2 separate regions of the Homo sapiens genome follow, and region 2 is linked to region 1. The links are chromatin contacts, found by Hi-C or POLR2A ChIA-PET in ENCODE. All regions are on one chromosome and are shown on one strand. The core of a region is the stretch at or near the end of the contact, and the rest is flanking DNA. Distances in the headings are between cores, read along the strand shown.

Region 1 (6,670 bases), core at 228-2,727:
CAAGGGGTGAACTTCCATGTGGGTCCACTACAGACACACAACCATGGTCAGAAATCAGAACCAAGAAGATAGACATCTCCCTGTATCTGCTCCTCCCTCCTCCCAAGGCAGTGGCAGAGCAGCCTCTCATTGGTCCAGCCTGGAGCCAATCACGGTGGACAGGGAAAATGCAGCATTTTCATTGGTCTGTCCTGCCTCAAATGGGGGGCAGCCCCTCCCCTGCCAGGTGGGGCCCAGCATTACCTGCAGGAATCATGACAGATAAGGCAGTGGCTGAGGCTGATTTGATGACTTTGCCCCCAGTTCGAGAAGGCCTCTTCTCTACTGCCACATCCCCTGACATCTGCTGGTGCCGCGCCCGGCGCAGAACCAAGTCATTGGTAGCCCTTGGGCCTGATGCATCCCCATCCTTCGAGGGTGGGCAGAGGTCACCTGGGCGTGGACGGTCAGCTGCAACAGAAAGCAAGTGTGTTAGGAATTAGTCCAAGGCCAGGGATTTCCCACATACTGTTTCCCTGCCTGGAATGCTCTTTCCACTTTTTACCCTTGATGGATGGTGAGTTTCATCTGAGCAGGTAACCTGCATGCCTCACTGCTCCTCATATAGAGACATAGTCTGTATCGGTCTGTATCACTGACTGACCATGGTATTGGGGTGTTTCTAATGTTAAGAATCCCAAATTGGGCTGGGTGTGGTGGCTCACGACTGTAACCCCAGCACTTTGGTAGGCCAAGGAAGGCAGATCACTTGAGGTCAGGAGTTCGAGACCAGCCTTGCCAACATGAAGAAACCCTGTCTCTACTAAAAATACAAAAATTAGCCGGGGGTAGTGGCGCGCGCCTGTAATCCCAGCTACTCGGGAGGCTGAGGTGCGAGAACCACTTGAACTTGGGAGGTGGAGGTTGCAGTGAGCCGAGATCACGCCACTGCACTCCATCCTGGGTGATGGAGTGAGACTCTGTCTCAAAAAAAAAAAAAAAAAAAAAAATCCCAAATTGCAATGTGAATAGGACCTGAGATCTTTCATAAACAGCACCAGGCTCGTGGGATGCTCACTATATGACCAGTAGGACATTGGGGAAGATTGGGGAAGGCAGCACGATAGGGCACTCACTGGCCTCGGAGTCCCCGGCGCTGGAGGTGCCTTCCCCTTGAGTCTCCTCTTTGGGGGCCCGTGCATCCAGGGATCCCGCGGGGTCGGAGCTGGGCCGGGGAGGCCTGCGCAGCCGGGCCTCATCCTCGTCCTCTTGGGGGGCGCTGAAGCGGCTGGGCTCCAGCAGCGCCGAGAAACGGCGGCGGGCGCCCAAAGGGGGACTGGCCTCTCCCTCCAGGAAACTGGCCTCGGACGCGGAGAATCGCTTGCTGCATGGAGGGGGCGTGGTTATGGAAGACACGCCCCCTTCGACCCCGCCCCCAAACTCCGCCATTCCCCTGCTCACATCTCCGGAGAGCCCCCTCTCCAGGTCTTCTCACGCAGGGTCAGGCCGCCCAGCCCCTCCCGCTTGCCGGCCACCTTCTCCTCGGGGCCCTTGGTGCTCGGCTCCCGCTTGCTGCTCCCTGCAGCTGCTACTGGGGTCTTGGGCTCGTGCTGCGACAGCTGCTCCATGCTGCTATACACCTGTAGGTGGTGGTGGGAGGCAAGTCCAGCCCGGGTTCCACTTTCACTCCGGAGCTAATCAGCTTCCTGGCAGTGGATCCCCCGCAAAACGCACTCCACCCTCCGAGGCCTGGCTCCGCCCAATTGTGCATGATCCCCCAACCTACAATTCTTCAGTTCAGGCCCCACACCACAAAGTTAGGCACTGCGTTTTATTCTAGGCTCTGCCCCGACGATGCCCTGACCAATCTGCTCTCTACACAGCCCCATCTTCCCAGCAACCCCCTTAATTTATGTCTCCTTAGCCCAGGCTAGGCCCTGCACGCCTCTACAAGTTGCTTCTCAAAGCAAGGCCTATGGCTTCTCTGCCCGTTATTAGAAAAAATAAAAATAAATAAATAAAAGCAAGACTTCGCTGGGCTTTACTCCGCCTTCGCTGCTGGCCTCATTCCCACGTCCTGACCCCGCCCCACCCACACCTAGCCCCGCCCCACCATGGCCTCAATCTGCACAACTGTCCTGATTCCTGTTAGATTCCACTCAGTGCCAAAGGCCCGTCCCATAGACTCCCGAACCTGCCTCTTGCGTGGCCTTACCACCTTCCAGACTCCCGCCCCATCAATAACTTCCCGCTCCTGAGACCTTGGGCACCAGGGAACCTGTTTCTCACTGTCTCTCCAAGCCCCATCCCTCCTGGGGTCTCGCCCTGTCCCACACCCAGACTTGGCCCACCTTGCTGAAGCGCGGAGAGCAGGAAGAGAACTGGCGGATTTCCACGGGCTCCTCCTCCGTCGTGTCATCCTCGTCATAGGAGTTCACGTGGTGATACCTGTCTGAGCGGGCTGGGGAGCGGGTATGGGCTGTGACTGAGGGTACGGGGTTCCTCCTCATATCACATCCCCACAGGAGCCCAGTCCTGGTTCAAGACGGGTTTACAAGTCTTCAGGTCAGGCCACGCCCCTGCCTCATTAGTGTATTTAATTTAGGCTCCGCTCCCAGGCAAGGTCCTTGCCCCATTCTCAGTGGCACCGTCTAGCCCCGCCTCCAAAGAGGCCACGCTCCACCTACAGTGCTCTGCACCCTGGCATCACCCCAGGCCATTCTGAGCGCTAGTACCTCTCTCTAGTTCAGTTCCAGGCCCACACTCACAACTCACCCAGGCCAGGCCCCACACCTAGCCCAATCTCAGGTTCTTACCTACATTTCAGCCTGAGCCCCGCCTGTATGTCAGCCCCGCCCCACTTGGCCCCGCCCCCACCAAAATACCACCTTCGCACCTAGGCATCACATCTTGGTACTTAGCCAGGCCCTATCCCAGGCTTTACTTACCCCAGGGTCCCTCTTCCCGGATCCCACCCCTCGACCCAGGTCGTGCCTGGTGTCCCAGCTCACTGTCAAAGTAGCTAGTGTCATCTTCCGACTCTAGGTGGGGGATGAACTCGGCCTTCTGCCTCAGCAGCCCTGTCCAGTCCAGGTCTCGAAAGAAACTGTGCTGCTTCACCTCAAAAGCGCCGCCTGGGACGGAAGGGATTCCAGCCACAGCTGATGGCCAACCCAGCAGCCCAGCCCCGCCCCCCATGTCTTCCGCCCCGGGGCCACAGCACAGGCTGGGCCTGGGGTTTTGGAGGCCTGCTCTCTATCAGTGGGCCCTCAGCTCCTCTGCATGGCGGACTTACCTGCCCCAAGCCTGACCAGAGGGTTGGTCTGCAGGAGGCTGGATATGAGGAGTTGGGCCTCCGTAGGTAGGGCCTCATCCCCCTCGGGCCACAGGATGTCATCTGCAAAACAAAACGGAACTTAGGGGCGGTTTTTGTTGTTGTTGTTGTTTGGACACAGGATCTCACTGTGTCACCCAGCTGGAGTGCAGTGGCACGATCATGGCTCACTGCAGCCTTGACCTCCTGAGTGCAAGCGATCCTCTGGGGGGTCGCTTTTGAAATCCCTGGAACCCTGAGCCTGTCCATCTCTCCGTGCACACCACACTCTGCCCCTGTACACTGCCAAGCCACGTACCACTGATGACCTGTCCAAATAGCTCCTCTGGTGTGTCTCCGAAGAAGGGCACACAGCCCACCAGGAACTCGTAGAGGATGATCCCCATAGCCCACCAGTCCACTGGCTTGCCGTAGCCTTGACGCAGGATGACCTCGGGCGCGATGTACTCTGGGGTCCCACACACCTGGGGGCAGGCTGTCAGCCCACGCCCCAGCCAGAGGAGGGCCCTCAAGGGAGAGCTGTGCCCCCCACCAGGCCCTGGGTTCCCGAGGTCCTGCAGGGTCACTCCACCCTCAGCGACCCCCATGCCCGCACACACACCTGTTTGTCCAGGAACTCTCGGGCGTCCTTCTCGATGTGGCCTTCATATAAGTTGGTGGTGAGGCTCATGAGCCCCATCTTGGAGAGGCCGAAATCTGTGAGCTTGATGTGACCCATGGAGGTGATAAGGAGGCTGTAGGCACAGGTGGGGATCTCAGGGATGAGGCCCGTCCATTCTGCCTCCTGGCCTCCCGAGGGACAGAGGGAGTGATGGGAAAGATCAAAGCTCACTTGTCAGGCTTGAGGTCGCGGTGCACGATGCCATAGTTGTGCAAATACTCCAGGGCTAGCACCGTCTCAGCAAAGTACATGCGGGCCATCTCTACGGGCAGCGCTCCAATATTCTTCAGCAGGGTGGCACAGTCGCCGCCTGCAGGCCAGGAAATGGGCCCGCATAAAAAGGGAGGCATTCCTCTCTCTGGACATGCACCATAGCACCAACTTCTCATGTTATGTTGTACCCGTTTTATAGATAAGGGAAACTGAGGCTCTGAGAGGGGCCTCCCTCCCTCCAGGTCCTCTACTGGGTTCTTCTTGTCCTCTTAGCCATCCTCCAAAGTTGGTGTCATCAGCTCATCTTATACACAAAGGGATGGAGACTCAAAGAAAGGATGGGTCATGCAGGCAGTTGTTGGTAGAGGTGAGGTTTAGTTGGGGAACAAAGGCTACCCACTTATCAACTGCATCTGGAAGCACAGCCCTCTATCTCCTGGTGTCTGAACCTTGGAGCTGGAAGCCTTAGATGCAGATTCTTGGTCTTCACTAGATTTTTTTTTTTTTTTTTTGAGACAGGGTCTTACTCCATTGCCCAGTCTAGAGTGCGGTGGCAAGATCACAGCTCACTGCATCCTCAACCTCCCAGCTCAAGCAATCCTCCTGCTTCAGCCTCCTGAGTAGCTGGGACTACAGATGTGAGCCACCATGCCCAGCTGATTTTTAAAAAATTGTTCAAGGCTGGGCATGGTAGCTCACGCCTGAAATCCCAGCACTTTGGGAAGCCAAGGCGGGTGGATCACTTGAGGTCAGGAGTTCGAGACCAGCCTGGTCAACATGGTGAAACCCCATCTCTGAAAAAAGAATACTAAAGTTAGCCTGGCTTGTTGGCAGACGGCTGTAATCCCAGCTACTCGGGAGGCTAAGGCAGAAGAATGGCTTGAACCTGGGAGGCAGAGGTTGCAGAGATCCAAGATCGCACCACTGCAGTCCAGCCTGGGTGACAGAGCAAGACTCCGTCTCAAAAAAAAAAAAAAAAAAGTTTTTTGTAGAAACGAGTTTCATTGTGTTGCCCAAGCTGGTCTCCAACTCTTGGGTTCAAAGGATCCTCCTGCCTCAGCTTCCCAAAGTGTTGGCCACTGCCTCTGCCCCTCTGCCAGATTTACTGTAATTGGCATTGGTATTTCAGTTTCTCAATATCTATTTCCTTTTTATCCTACAAAGGCTAGATTTCCTTCCATGTGCAGCAACCGGGGCAGTATGTAACCCAAGTTGCTCCAGTGAGTTAGCCCTTGGAATTTTCACTCTTTTCCTGTAAGAATTGCTAAGCTCATAGAATGTAAGCTGAGATCTGCTAGATGGCAACCTTGCTACATGAGGGCTTGTCTAGAAGGAAGCCCACATGTGGGAGTACAGAGCCAAGAGATGGAGAGTTTCCTGATGGAATGGTTTGAGCACCTACATCCAGCCATTCCTGAAGGTAATATTGGTTTTTCAATCACCAATGACCAAGAAAGCTAATGATTTCTTTCTTTTTTCTGTTCTCTTTTCTGCGAGATTTTGCTGGTTTCAGAAACTCTCTGAGGGTGGGGCCCAGGAATCTGCATTTGAGCACATCTATTGTGCACACAGACCCACCATAGAGATACTGATTTGGCCCCCTTCTCTCCTCCTCCTCTGCAATGAACCTGGACTAGAGCAGTCATCTACCTCCTAGTCTCCTGATTCTGCTCTCTCCACAAGAGCCAAATGGATTATCTTTTCTTAATTTTTTTCTTTTTCTCTTTTTTTTTTTTTTTTTTTTTTTGAGTCAGAGTCTGGCTCTGTCACCCAGGCTAGAGTGCAGTGGCTCCATCTCGGCTCACTGCAACCTCTGCCCACTCACCGCCCCCGGGTTCAAGAGATTCTTGTTCCTCAGCCTCCCGAGTAGCTGGGATGATAGGCGTGCACCGCCACTCCTGGCTAATTTTTGTAATTTTAGTAGAAACAGGGTTTCATTGGCCGGGCACAGTGGCTCACGCCTGTAATCCCAACACTTTGGGAAGCCGAGGCAGGCACATCACCTGAGGTTGGGAGTTCGAGACCAGCCTGGCTGACATGGAGAAACCCCATCTCTACTAAAAATACAAAAATAGCCAGGTGTGGTGGTGCATACCTATAATTCCAGCTACTCAAGAAGCTGAGGCAGGAGAATCGCTTGAACCCGGGAGGAGGAGGTTGCGGTGAGCCAAGATCACGTCATTGCACTCTAGCCTGGGCAACGAGTTTAGCCAGAGCGAAACTCTGTCTCAAAAAAAAAAAAAAAAAGGAAAAGAAAAAAACAACAACAACAGGGTTTCACCATGCTGGGTAGGTTGATCTTGGACTCTTGACCACAAGTGTTCTGCCTGCCTTGGTCTCCCACTGTAAGTGCTGGGATTACAGTCGTAAGCTACTATAATGGGCCTCCAAATGGATTTTCTTAAAACATAAATCTGATCATATCAAATCTTCTTAAAACCCTCCATTAGCTGGACATGGTGGTGCCTGCCTGTAGTTTCAGC
Region 2 (6,670 bases), core at 1-2,500, 92 kb after region 1:
ATCACGGCTCACTGCAGTCTCGACCTCCTGGGCTCAAGCTATCCTCCCACCTCAGCCTCTGTAGAGCTAGGAGCTAGGACCACAGAAACACGCCAACATGTCTGGCTAATTTTTTTTTTTTTTTTTTTGAGGAGTCTTGCACTGTTGCCCCCTGGAGTGCAGTGGTACGATCTCGGCTGACTGCAACCTCCGCCTCCAGGGTTCAAGCGATTCTCCTGCCTCAGCCTCCCGAGTAGCTGAAATCAGGCGTGCGCCACCACGCCCAGCTAATTTTTAGTATTTTTAGTAGAGACGGGGTTTCACCATGTTGGCCAGGCTGGTCTCGAACACCTGACCTCGTGATCCGCCCGCCTCGGCCTCCCAAAGTGCTGGGATTACAGGCGTGAGCCACCGCTACCTGGGTAATTTTTAAATTTTTTGAAGAGAGGCTGGTCTCCAACTTCTATCCAAATTAATTCTCCCTCCTAGGCCTCCCAAAATACTGGGATTACAGTCGAGAGCCACCGCGTCCGGCGGGAAAACCCCTTTAGCATCCCCTCTCCCAGTCCATAGAAAGTGCCAGGGCTCGCCCCTCCCCGCACAACGGCTCCGATTATAAAGTGGTTAGACACAAGAATTTACTTAAGGCCGGGCGCGGTGGCTCACGCCTGTAATCCCAGCACTTTGGGAGGCCGAGGCGGGCGGATCACGAGGTCAGGAGATCGAGACCATCCTGGCTAACACGGTGAAACCCCGTCTCTACTAAAAATACAAAAAATTAGCCGGGCGAGGTGGCGGGCGCCTGTAGTCCCAGCTACTCGGGAGGCTGAGGCAGGAGAATGGCGTGAACCCCAGGGGGCGGAGCCTGCAGTGAGCCGAGATTGCGCCACTGCACTCCAGCCTGGGCGACAGCGAGACTCCGTCTCAAAAAAAAAAAAAAAAAAAAAAAGAATTTACTTAAGTTGCAGGGAAAAGACGTGAATGCGCTTGTGTAACAGGGTGGAGCACCTCCGTCTCAAAAGGATCTTGAGGACCTCCCACCCCAAAAAGGGCCAGGGCGAGGATGGGAGGTGGGACCACCCTCGGATGCACAAGGCTGGGCCAGGCTGACCCCTAGCGGCAGGGCGGGCGCCCGAACGGTGCCCGGATCCAAGATGGCGGGGCTGGAGGCAAGAGCGGGCGTAGGGAGGAGATTACGTTCCGAGGCGGAGCCTGGGCTTGGGGGCGGGGCGGGGCCTGCGCCTAGGGGGGCGGGGCGGGGCGGCGCTCTAGGCCGAGCGGGAGGTCGGGGCTGCGGGCGCTCGCTGGTGGCGGACCCGGAGGCTGCTGCGGCGCCGGGGCTCCGTGGCCTGGATTGAATCCGATCGGGAGCCATGAGCGTGGACAAAGCTGAGCTATGCGGGTCTCTGCTCACCTGGGTAGGTCGTGGGGCGGGGCTAGGGGAAGGTGAGCGCCCGCTCCTCTTGCCCGGGATCCCTGGCCCTGGTTCGGTCAGTCTCTTGGTGCTGGGGCTGGGAGGTGCGGGGTCGTCGACTTGCTGGACCGTTGGACTCTGGCCCGAGCACCCGCCCCCGTCACGTGGCAAGTCTGCGTGGAAAGGACAGGTGAGGCCCCGCCCCTCTGTGGTTGGTTCACGTGGGGCGAGGACACAGGTGAATTGGCCTGGTCACGTGGTGCCTGTGGGGCCCAGGTGACTCGCGATACCACCCTGGCCTGGACGCGCAGGGTTTGTTGGGCAGAGGTGAGGTGAGGCCACGCCCCCTCCGGTCTCAGGTGAGCAGAAGCCAGTCCCTCGCAGAGCTGCTGTGGCGGAGCAGCGCCCGCCCCACCATGTGAGGTTCGCTGACTGGAAAAGTCTGCAAAAGGGGAGCGGTTCGGCGCTCCCAGGCCCTAACTCTTTCCTTGTCCTTTCCTTTACCCCTCAGTTACAGACGTTCCACGTTCCGTCTCCCTGTGCCAGCCCTCAGGACCTGAGCAGCGGCCTTGCCGTAGCCTATGTGCTGAACCAGATGTGAGTGGAGCTGAAGGGGAGGATCCCAAAAGTGTCCCCCAGTCTGCTCATCCCACCTTCTCGCCCCCAGAGACCCCTCCTGGTTCAACGAGGCATGGCTCCAGGGCATCTCGGAAGATCCAGGTCCCAACTGGAAGCTGAAGGTGACAAGTGGACTCCTGATTAGAGGACAGACTGGTGAAGAGATGACCAGGGACGGGCCAGCTAGGCACATGTCCTGGGTGATGGGCAGGAAGAGGGACAGATGTCTGGTGATCAACCATTTGTTCATCCATTCATCTATGGAGTACTCACCCTGTGCCAGGCCTGGGCATTCAGCAAGGAATAACACAGACAAAAACCTGCCCCACACAGCCATCATTCTAGTGACAAGCAACACATACACAACCATAAAAATTAACTTCCAGGCTGGGCGCAGTGGCTCATGCCTGTAATCCCAACACTTTGAGAGGCTAAAGTGGGTGGATCACCTGGGGCCAGGAGTTCAAGACCAGCCTGGCCAACAAGTTGAAACCCCATCTCTACTAAAAATACAAAAATTAGCTGGGTGGGGTGGTGTGCACCTGTAATCCCAGTTACTTGGGAGGCTGAGACATGAGAATCACTTGAACCTGGGAGGTGGAGGATGCAGTGAGCTGAGATTGAGCCATTGCACTCCAGCCTGGGCAACAGAGCGAGACTCTTGTCTCAAGAAGAAGAAAAAAAGAAAAAGAAAAAGAAAAAGAAAAAACTTTTGATGCCAGTAGTTCTGTGAAGACAACAAAAAAGCAGGGCTTTGAGAGAGAGCAATGAGGGCATAGGTGGCTGATTACATCAGATGGGTTAATCTCCAAGTGAAATTTGGGGGAACGGTGTTCCAGGCATAGGGAATAGCAGATGTAAAGGCCGTGATTTGGGAATAAACTTGGTGTGATGGAGGAATGGCAGAGAGGGCAGAACAGAGCAAGAGGGCAAGATTTGTAGGAGATGAGGTCATCAGGGGCCTGGCAGGCCATGGTGGGGGTGTGGATTCTATTTTTAAGTGCTGTGGAAAGTCAAGGCAGGGTTTTAGCAGAGCAAAGATGCAACCTGGCTTGGGCTTTATAAAGCTCCCCCTGGCTGCATGGAGAGAAATAAAATGTAGGCAGCAAAAGTGGAAGAGGAGAGGCAGCTGGTGCACTAATCCAGGTGAGAGGTAAAGATGGATGGGTAGGGCTGAAGGATGGTGGGGCAGGTGGTGAGAAGTGACTTGGTTCTGGAGACATATGAAGGAAGATGGTCAGGCAGGCCGGGCACAGTGGCTCATGCCTGTAATCCCAGCAATTTTAGAGGCTGAGGTGGGAGGATTGCTTGAGCTCAGGAGCTTGAGACCAGCCTGGGCTACATAGCAAAACCTCCTCTCTACAAATAAAAAAAAGTAGTCGATTGTGGTGGCATATGCCTGTAGTCCCAGCTACTGGGAGGCAGAGATAGGAGGATTGCTTGACCCCAGGAGGTCGAGGCTGCAGTGAGCCAAGATTGCACCACTGCACTCCAGCCTGGGTGACAGAGCCAGACCCTGTCTTAAAAAGCTAAAGCAAAAAAAAAAAAAAAAAAAAAAAGAAACAAAGATGGTCAGGCAGACAAAAGGGGCAGACAGCCAGACAGGTCACCCCTAGAGGAAGGCGCACGCAGACAGAATAGGATGAGATGAGCAGGGAAGGAGAAGTGAGGTGGAGAGAGGATGGGACCTACAGATTCAGAGTGGGAGGCCTCTGAACTTGTCCACAGTTCCTTGTTCCTCCCTAGGTCAGCAATCTGAAGATGGTCTTACGGAGCCTAGTAGAGTACTCCCAGGATGTGAGTAACTGTAAAGGGATTCAGGGGGTTGAGTTGGGAGAAGGGTGGGCCCATGAGCCCCTGACACCCCCTTCTCCCCAGGTCCTGGCGCATCCTGTGTCAGAAGAGCATCTCCCAGATGTGAGCCTCATTGGAGAGTTCTCAGACCCGGCAGAGCTCGGCAAGCTGCTTCAGCTGGTGCTGGGCTGTGCCATCAGTTGCGAGAAAAAGCAGGGTATGGGGAGCTTAGGGGGTCCCCAGGGCTGGCCTGAGGAAATCCTCCTTCCTCCCCACCTCACCCCTGGGTCTCAGCCTCCCCCACCTTGATCCCCAGACCACATCCAGAGAATCATGACGCTGGAAGAATCGGTTCAGCATGTGGTGATGGAAGCCATCCAAGAGGTGGGTGGGGGCACTCAGTGTGCAATTGGAAAATGTCAGGAGAGGGGACATCTCTAGGGCAGAGAGAACTGGGCACAGGTCCTGCCCTGGTAAGGTCTGGACTCTGCCTGGAACTCAGCTGGCCAGACATCTCTGTCTCATGTGTCTGCCAGCTCCTCCCAGCTCTAAGTCGCAATCTAGCAGGCTCAAGGGATCTGGCTTCCCTCTGTGTTGGAGGCAGGAGGGCAGCCTCTGGGCTGGGGTTATTGGGCAGAACTGGCCTTGACGGGAGGATGGAGAGGTTCTCAGGTTGGATAGTAGATACTTTGAAGGCTGGCCTCAGATATCCAGTTCATTACAATGCCCCTTCCCACTCCTCAGCTCATGACCAAAGACACTCCTGACTCCCTGTCACCAGAGACGTATGGCAACTTTGACAGCCAGGTAAGAGATTTGGGGGAAAGGTGTTCCAGGCACAGGGATCAGCAAATCCAAAGGCCGGGAGTTGGGGATAAGTTTGCTGTGATTAACCTTGTGACTTAACCTTGTTAAAGGTCCAGACCCCACTTACAGATGCTCAGGGTAGCCTAAGGGGGAGGGGCTTGTCCTTAAGCCTGTAAGCCACGCCCATCTTCCAGGGTGCTAGCCACTTCCTGTACCAGGTCTCCAGTGTTCTGGAATCGCTCTTCCTTCAGTCTCCAACCCCAGCCCTGTTTTCTTTTCTTTTCTTTTTCTTTTTTTTTTTTTTTTTTGAGATGGAGTCTCACTCTGTCACCCAGGCTGGAGTGCAGTGGCACGATCTCGGCTCACTGCAACCTCCGCCTCCCGGGTTCAAGCGATTCTCCTGCCTCAGCCTCCCGAGTAGCCAGGACTACAGGCACACGCCACCACACCCGGCTAATTTTTGTGTTTTTAGTAGAGAAGGGGTTCGCCACGTTGGGCAGGCTGGTCTGGAACTCCTGATCTCAGGTAACCCACCCGCCTCAGCCTCCCAAAGTGCTGGGATTATAGGCGCGAGCCACTGCACCCGGCGCCAGCCCTCTTTTCAATCCTGAGGGTTTCTTGGCCCCCTCCATTTGGCCTCTAGAGATCTCAGCCTCCCTCCCCCCGTCCTTCTCCTGAATCCCTGAGTTCCTCTTCCCCCTCATCTCTGCAGTCCCGCAGGTACTATTTCCTAAGTGAGGAGGCTGAGGAGGGGGACGAATTACAGCAGCGCTGTCTGGATCTGGAGCGGCAGGTAGGGCCCTAGGTGGGGCAGGGTCACTTGAGTAGCCCCTCTCCAAGCCCAAGCTCATCTTTCTGCCCTGCCCGCAGCTGATGCTCCTGTCAGAGGAGAAGCAGAGCCTGGCGCAAGAGAATGCAGGGCTGCGGGAGCGGATGGGCCGGCCTGAAGGCGAGGGTACCCCAGGTCTCACTGCCAAGAAGCTGCTGCTGCTGCAATCCCAGCTGGAGCAGTTGCAGGAGGAGAACTTCAGGTGTGGTCAGCTGGGGACTGGGCCAGGCAAGCCAGGGGACCGGGGGAGGGCAGCCCCCTCATGTGCTCTTCCCCCAACACCCCCAGGCTGGAGAGTGGCAGGGAGGATGAGCGCCTGCGCTGTGCCGAGCTGGAGAGGGAGGTTGCGGAGCTGCAGCACCGGAACCAGGCGCTGACTAGCCTGGCCCAGGAGGCACAGGCCCTGAAGGATGAGATGGATGAACTACGGTGAGTGGTGGGTTCCTGGGTCCCCATCACGGGGGGCGGGGGGTAAACCTGTTTCCAGAGTTCCCCTCTGATGCCATAGCAGCTCTGTAATTTTCATGTGCCCAGTGAACCCCCAATATGCCCCCTGGACTCCACAGTGCCACCCTGAGCCCTACAGAACGCCCAAGGCCACATTGCACTATCCTGAATTCCACCATATCCCCTGGACCCCACACTGCCCCCCCCTTATCCCACAGTATGCTTCCAAGACCCCATAGCATCCCTGTGGCCCCCCAAAACACAAGAACCTCCCCTACAATGCTCTGCAGATCCCACTGCACAGTTTGGGCTTCATAATGCCCCTGGATCCCATGGTACCTTCTAGGACTCCACAATGCAATTACTTTGCACCCCCTTTTGACTCTACTGTGCCTTCTGTAACCACAAAGGGCTCCACTGGGCCCCTATAGCATCTCTGTAATGCGAAGGTACTAGTGCACCCCCCAATTGCACTTCTAAGGACCCCGCAGTCCTCTTGTCCCATACCTCCCCCAATGACTCCAAGGTATCCTTGGCAGATGCTCAGACCTCTCTAGGCTCCCCATCACTCCCCCTATAACCCCACCCTCTGTGTCCCCACAATTCCACCCCAGGGGATACCTGATTATAACCCTGGGCTAACCATTGCTGTAATGACTCTCAACAGCTCCAGGCCCTGATTGACCCCTAACCCTCAACTTTCATGACCCCTTCACCTTGAACCCAAAAGCCTCAGGCTGAACAACACCCTGTGCTCCAAGGGCCACTCCACATCCCAGCTG

What was found. A loop is a pair of places that touch in the nucleus more often than their neighbours do. ChIA-PET counts read pairs that join two places held with the same protein, here RNA polymerase II (POLR2A). Pooled maps may share reads with other maps.
Region 2: a loop to region 1 is called in a pooled map, with 6 times the contacts of the local background. The contact joins the promoter of HOOK2 here to the enhancer-like site in region 1. A Hi-C loop is called at or near these places in 8 of 50 pooled maps. POLR2A ChIA-PET finds 5 or more read pairs at or near these places in 15 of 52 experiments (B cell, CD8-positive, alpha-beta T cell, Caco-2 and 11 more).

What each region holds. Positions count from the first base shown.
Region 1 is chr19:12,862,423-12,869,092 of GRCh38, reverse strand. It overlaps MAST1 (microtubule associated serine/threonine kinase 1), which reads right to left. Exons shown (of 26, transcript NM_014975.3): 13 at 4,146-4,284; 14 at 3,915-4,047; 15 at 3,612-3,777; 16 at 3,275-3,376; 17 at 2,991-3,113; 18 at 2,331-2,440; 19 at 1,441-1,619; 20 at 1,116-1,363; 21 at 244-450; 22 at 1-27. Among named protein-coding and RNA genes, the nearest start is that of MIR6794, 13 kb to the right of the region's middle. RefSeq lists enhancers at 1,224-1,518, 2,740-3,527, 3,528-4,316 and a cis regulatory region at 1,162-1,942. Within about 2 kb of position 1,477, at least 5 of the 41 ENCODE cell types and tissues checked have a DNase peak (open chromatin) inside an H3K27ac peak, as active enhancers do.
Region 2 is chr19:12,770,132-12,776,801 of GRCh38, reverse strand. It overlaps HOOK2 (hook microtubule tethering protein 2), which reads left to right and starts at 1,250. Exons shown (of 23, transcript NM_013312.3): 1 at 1,250-1,397; 2 at 1,905-1,990; 3 at 2,061-2,133; 4 at 3,758-3,808; 5 at 3,890-4,022; 6 at 4,122-4,189; 7 at 4,550-4,612; 8 at 5,325-5,405; 9 at 5,483-5,643; 10 at 5,730-5,870. The coding sequence starts at 1,353. RefSeq lists a silencer at 1,187-1,406, a cis regulatory region at 791-1,432 and enhancers at 969-1,647, 1,648-2,328, 4,859-5,359, 5,360-5,860.